2 separate regions of the Homo sapiens genome follow, and region 1 is linked to region 2. Evidence: chromatin contacts called from ENCODE Hi-C or POLR2A ChIA-PET data. All regions are on one chromosome and are shown on one strand. The core of a region is the stretch at or near the end of the contact, and the rest is flanking DNA. Distances in the headings are between cores, read along the strand shown. Region 1 holds the start of LINC02456 (long intergenic non-protein coding RNA 2456). Region 2 has its middle 28 kb from the start of DRAM1-AS1.

Region 1 (2,711 bases), core at 193-2,692, 340 kb after region 2:
ACAGATAAATAAGATAGTTATTTTATTATATCTTTATCACCTGTGTTCCATTTCTTCTGATCATTTCTTTAGAAACAAAGTCTTTTTATATCTATCATTTTCCTCCTTTGGATTCATTTACTTCATATTGTTGGATAATTTCTCAAGCATTTCTAACCTTACAAGTGATTTTTTTTGTCTACAGTGGTGTTGCTATTTTAATTTCTACTTGTAGTAATGTAGAAGATATTTATATGACATTATTTCCTTCATTATAGCTTTAAAATTTTTCTAGTTCTCTTTTGTCTCAGTATTTCATTGTTTTTGATTCAGGTTTCTTTCTGTACTTCCAGAATCCATAATTTTTGTAATTTTATTGAATATTAATTCATGATATAGTATTTTATGAAAATAATTGTATTTATTTTCATAAATACACTCATATCTTTCCTTGTTTTCAGAATTGTTATCAAGCAAATGGGTTCACTACCTGATGTACACAGAAACCAATAACTATAGCACTAGCTTTTGAGAAAAGAAAGACTTTATTGCAAAATGAGTCAACAAGGAGTCAGGAGTGAGCTCAAATCTGTTTCCTCAATCTGGGGTCTGGAGCAAGTGTATGGGCTTGGAGAGCAAGAGAAAAGATTTAGGAATGTAGATTTGTAGAATCTGATTGCAGGGGTTCAAATTTGACCAGTTATGGTAAGGTATATTGAAGTGAATTTTAGCTCTAGATCTTCTGGGTCAACAGACCCCTTGCTTCAGAAAGAGTTCTGGTATTATGGTTCCAGTCATGTTCCAGTCTTGTTGGCTTTGAGGAGAGAAATCATTTGTTTTGGGTATTGTTAGAGGTCAAAGCTTTTCCTGTTGTGCATGCCTGGGCTTCATGACTTGCAGTTTTTGGCTCTGTTACTACAAGGTAACTCAACATTTTGTTATTAACAACATGGGCCCAGTTTGGGCTGGTCCCAGAGTTACAGGATCTTTATATTGGTCCATTGTGATTTTATTTATTTTTCAAATTTTTTATAATCACTTTTAAAGTCTTAGATAATAAATAAAATTTAAATGATAGATTCCACTGAAAATAATTAGCCAAAACATAAAGCAGGTAAATTGCACCATTCAAACACATAATTCTTTTTAAACCTAAAAATAAGGAAGAAATACTTAAATCTTAGTTCTTTATTTGTACATAGAACTTTTTAACACTATATATAAATGTGAGAAATCATTTTGGCCAAAAAAGAAGTCAGAAGTCAAAATTCATAAAACAAACCTTAGGAATGTGGAGGTTAAGATATTTTCTGCCCTACCAATTAATTATTATTTATTAAAAGAAGTAGAGAGATCTGTATACATGAACAAAATTGAGACAACATGCAGGTATATCTGTTGACACCACTTAAAAAAACCCACATTTATTTTGAAAGGACTTGTGAACATCCAGTCAATAGAAAAATACATTCAGAAAACACTTACTGAACATTTATGATGTGTCAGACACTGTGTTAGAAACTTGGGAGGCAAAGCTTCTACGTCTAAGAAGCTCAGAGTCAAGTTGGGGGCAGGTAAGCACAAACTTTAAATATTTACAGTATTCTCTCTCTCTCTCTTTCTCTCTCTCTCTTTCTCCTCCCCAACCTGTTTTATCTAAACATGAGTTATACATGATATGTACAAGCTTATACATTCAGTTATGTGTCCCTTAACAGGGATATGTTCAGAGAAATGCATCATTAGGCCATTTCATCATTGCGTGAACATCACAGAGTGTACCATATGTACATAAACCCAGATGGTGTAGTGTGGTGTGGTGTACATAAACCTACTCCACACTTAGGCTATATGGTATAGCCTATTGCTCCTAGGCTACATACCTGTGCAGCATGTTACTGTACTGAATACTTTAGGTGTCTGTAACACAATGGTATTTGGGTATCTACACATATCTAAACATAGAAGAAGTGCAGTAAAAATATGGTATAAAAGATTCAAAAATGGTGCACCTGTATAGGGTACTTACAATAAATGGAACTTGCAGGACTCAAAGTTTCTCTGGGTGAGTCAGTAAGTGAGTAGTGAGTGAATGTGAAGGCCTGGGACATTACTGTACACTACTGTAGACATTATAAACACTGTGCACTTAGGCTACACTAAATTTATTAAAAATACTTTTCTTTATTCAGTAAGTTAACCATAGCTTACTATTAAATTTTTACTTTACAAGCTTTAAAATTTTTTAACTTTTTGATTCTTTTGTAATAACATTTAGCATAAAACATAACATATACACATTGTACAGCTATACAAAAATATTTTCTTTCTTTATATCTTTATTTCATAAGCTTTTTTCTATTTTTAATTTTTTACTTTTTAAAGTTTTTGGTAAAAACTATGGTACAAACACACACATTAGTTTAGGCCTTGTATTAGTCAGGTTCTGTAGAGGGACAGAACTAATAGGAGAGAGATATATAAAGGGAATTTTATTAAGTATTAACTCACATGATCACAAGGTTCTACAATAGGTCACAAGGTTTCACAATACGCCGTCTGCAGGCTGAGGAGCAAGAAGAGCCAGTCTGAGTCCCAAAACTGAAGAACTTGGGAGTCCAATGTTCAAGGGCAGGAAGCATCCAGCACGGGAGAGAGATACAGGCTGGGAGGCTAGGCCAGTCTAGTCTTTTCACGTTATTCTGCCTGCTTTATATTCAGTGGTAGCTGAT
Region 2 (2,775 bases), core at 16-2,515:
CCAGAGCTGTGCATGGCAGATGCTGTTATAGCCCTTCCACCTCCCTCTCGACTGCATACCCTCAACTGTCTTCTCCCTGTACAGCAGCAGTTTTCAACTCTGGCTGCACATGAGAATCACCTGGAGAGTTTTTTTTTAAAACCCTGTTGCCTGGAGCAATTAAATCAGAATTTCAGGAAGTCAGATGGAAGCATTATTATTTCAGGTGATTTCAGTGTGCAGCCAAGGCTGAGAAACACGGTTCTGCTGTAGCGGTTTGCTAACTTTAGTGTGCATCAGAATCACCTGGAGGGTTTGTTAAAACACAGTTTCTGGGACCTGCCCCAGAGTTTTCCATTTAGTGGATACAAAACAACTCACCTGCTTTATTCCACCATCTATGTGGCTGCTCTTTGCTTTTGTTTGCCATCTATATCGTTTTACCCTCTTCCTAATAACCTCTTCCAGACCCATTACTGAAATCTTTGTTGAAAAGATTTGCCAATAGGCATCTTCATGCCAATGGTGTCTATATTCTCAAACCTGTTCCAGCTTTAGACGCAGTTGACTATGTCTCAAAATTCTCCTCCTTTGAATTCAGAGCTGCCACTCTTGGAGTTTTCCTCATTTCTCTTTCCTTCTCCCTCCTCTGCTTGGAACTCGGGACTCCCATGACCATTCTTTAGGTCCCTATTTTATCCCTTAAAAAGAGCACAGTCTTAAGTGTGAGAAAGATGTGGGTTTATGTCTTGTACCTGGGCAATTCAATCAAACTCTGAGCCTCATTTTTCTCACTGGTAAGTCATGGGTGATGATAATAGCACCCCTATAAATAATACATCCCTGACACATAACACTCAACTGTAGCTATTACACTGTTTCACCTTTAAAAACATTGCAAAATCTTGACCTCAGAGAGAATTCCAGGGGTGGTGGGACTAGCCCAAGGGATGCAAAGGGGAGAGCTGGGAATACAGAAAACACAGCGTGGAGGAATGAAGCCAGGATTTACCAAAAGCAAGGAGATAGTCCCAGGAATTTTCCAGGAGACCTAGGCAGACAGGGAAGTGACTAATGGGATCAGATAATAGGAACTGACCAAGAGACTCCCTATGACGGCATTAAAAGGTGGGCCTGACGAACACAGGGAGGGTGTTATTAACGGCACTAGGATGGGCTATGGAATGGCCCCAGAGGAAACCCACAAGGGGATTTCAACCCCATCAGTGTGGAACTCAGTCACTTTGGCAGGAAACAAAGTGAGAAGGAACCTGTTACAGTTTGCACCATCTATTATAGTCGATGCAAAACATGACTGTGGGGTGTTACACAGAGCTCTCATTACAAGATAAGGTCTCTGCGTGTCATTTCCCGTCAATGATGTTATTCAGCAGGATGGCTCACATGTTGAAACTTGAAACTCCTTGGGTGAAAAAAAAAATCCCTCTGCAGGCTATACCAGATGTTGCTTGTTGTAGCTCCTCAGGCCCAAAAAGATGAGTTAATCCTTGAAGGAAATTATTTTGAACTTGCATCAAACTCAGAGGCTTTGATCCAACAGGCCATGGCAATTGAAAACAAGGCTATCAGAAGAGCTGTGGGTGGTAGTCCTGTCTCTGAGAAAGGAACAGGGCCACTGGCTGACGGCTGCATTCCAGAACGCCTCCAGATGCAGAGGGCCTCACTTAGTGTGATGTTGTGAAAATACTGCACTTTAAACACATGTAGTCATAAACAAAGCTTCCTCACCCTTTAAAGACCTCACAGAAGTATCTCTCCAAGACGCTTCTCCTCTCCTGAATGCTCCAGGCCTTGCTGACCTCAGTTACCTTGAAGTTTCTCTTACCCTCATCACCCATGGCACACAGTTTAACACTTATTATTCTCCAAATACATAGTCTCCTTTCTCCAGTTATATGGTGAGTTCCTAGACATCCTAAACCCATAATATTTGATATTCCTCTGTCTCTCTGAATGCCTAGCATTCTAAGAGGAACATAACTTAAAAAGCGTCATGTTCCCCTTTGCATCCCTGAAATCTAGCACAGCACCTGGCATGTAACAGACACTCAATAAGCAAATAGGTGCTTATTAAATGAGTGGAATTGTTGATTGATAGCTAAGTTGAGTTGGCATGAAAAGGTAGATAAGGGAAGTTTTAGCAGGCATCTCTTATATTGTTTACCAAGTACCTCCCTCCTCTCCTTCCAGAAGTTTCCCTTACCCAATCCCATCTTTGTAGCTGCCACAGGAGTTGATGCAACCTGCTTCAGTGAGTTATTTTTTGAGACGTTTTGACTTGGAACCAGAGACAATGTTAAGATAGTGTCTTCCTAGGGACCAGATCTATGTGGATGTACTGGTAAATTTAGGTGCTATTGGCGCCCTTGTTTTTCACTGCACAGAGAAGGCTCATCTCTAGCTGGAGTGAAGAATGAAGCTAATGAAGAGATTAAGTGGAACCACAGAAACAAGAAGAATCAAACAGAACCTTGCTAGTGTTCACGGCAGTCACATTATCTCTTAATACCCTTCCCACTCCTTTTGCCTAAATGAATTAGAATTAGGTCTCTGTCACTTGTAACCACACAAGTCCTAACTACTATAGAAGACTGTCTACTATTATTGCATGGTAGATAATAAAAAAGACGGGATGAATAAAATCTCATGATACCAAGCAATGAAGTCTTGCAAACAGGAATTTTTCAAAACTTCTCATGCTCATTTGTGGCTTTAATAAGCACCTTTTCACCACCCCTCCCAGAGCTGGTGTAGTACCAGATATAGAGGAAGCAC

The links. A loop is a pair of places that touch in the nucleus more often than their neighbours do. ChIA-PET counts read pairs that join two places held with the same protein, here RNA polymerase II (POLR2A).
Region 1: a map of psoas muscle shows a loop between it and region 2 (6-fold over the local background). The contact joins the promoter of LINC02456 here to the enhancer-like site in region 2. A Hi-C loop is called at or near these places in 1 of 168 maps with a recorded cell type or tissue (psoas muscle). POLR2A ChIA-PET finds 5 or more read pairs at or near these places in 1 of 52 experiments (BJ).

The regions. Positions count from the first base shown.
Region 1 is chr12:102,278,132-102,280,842 of GRCh38, forward strand. It overlaps LINC02456 (long intergenic non-protein coding RNA 2456), which reads left to right and starts at 1,443. Exons shown (of 13, transcript XR_007063427.1): 1 at 1,443-1,553.
Region 2 is chr12:101,935,051-101,937,825 of GRCh38, forward strand. It overlaps the pseudogene RPL9P24. Among named protein-coding and RNA genes, the nearest start is that of DRAM1-AS1, 28 kb to the right of the region's middle. RefSeq lists an enhancer at 1,256-1,515. Within about 2 kb of position 1,266, at least 16 of the 41 ENCODE cell types and tissues checked have a DNase peak (open chromatin) inside an H3K27ac peak, as active enhancers do; they include psoas muscle, where a contact is called at or near this core.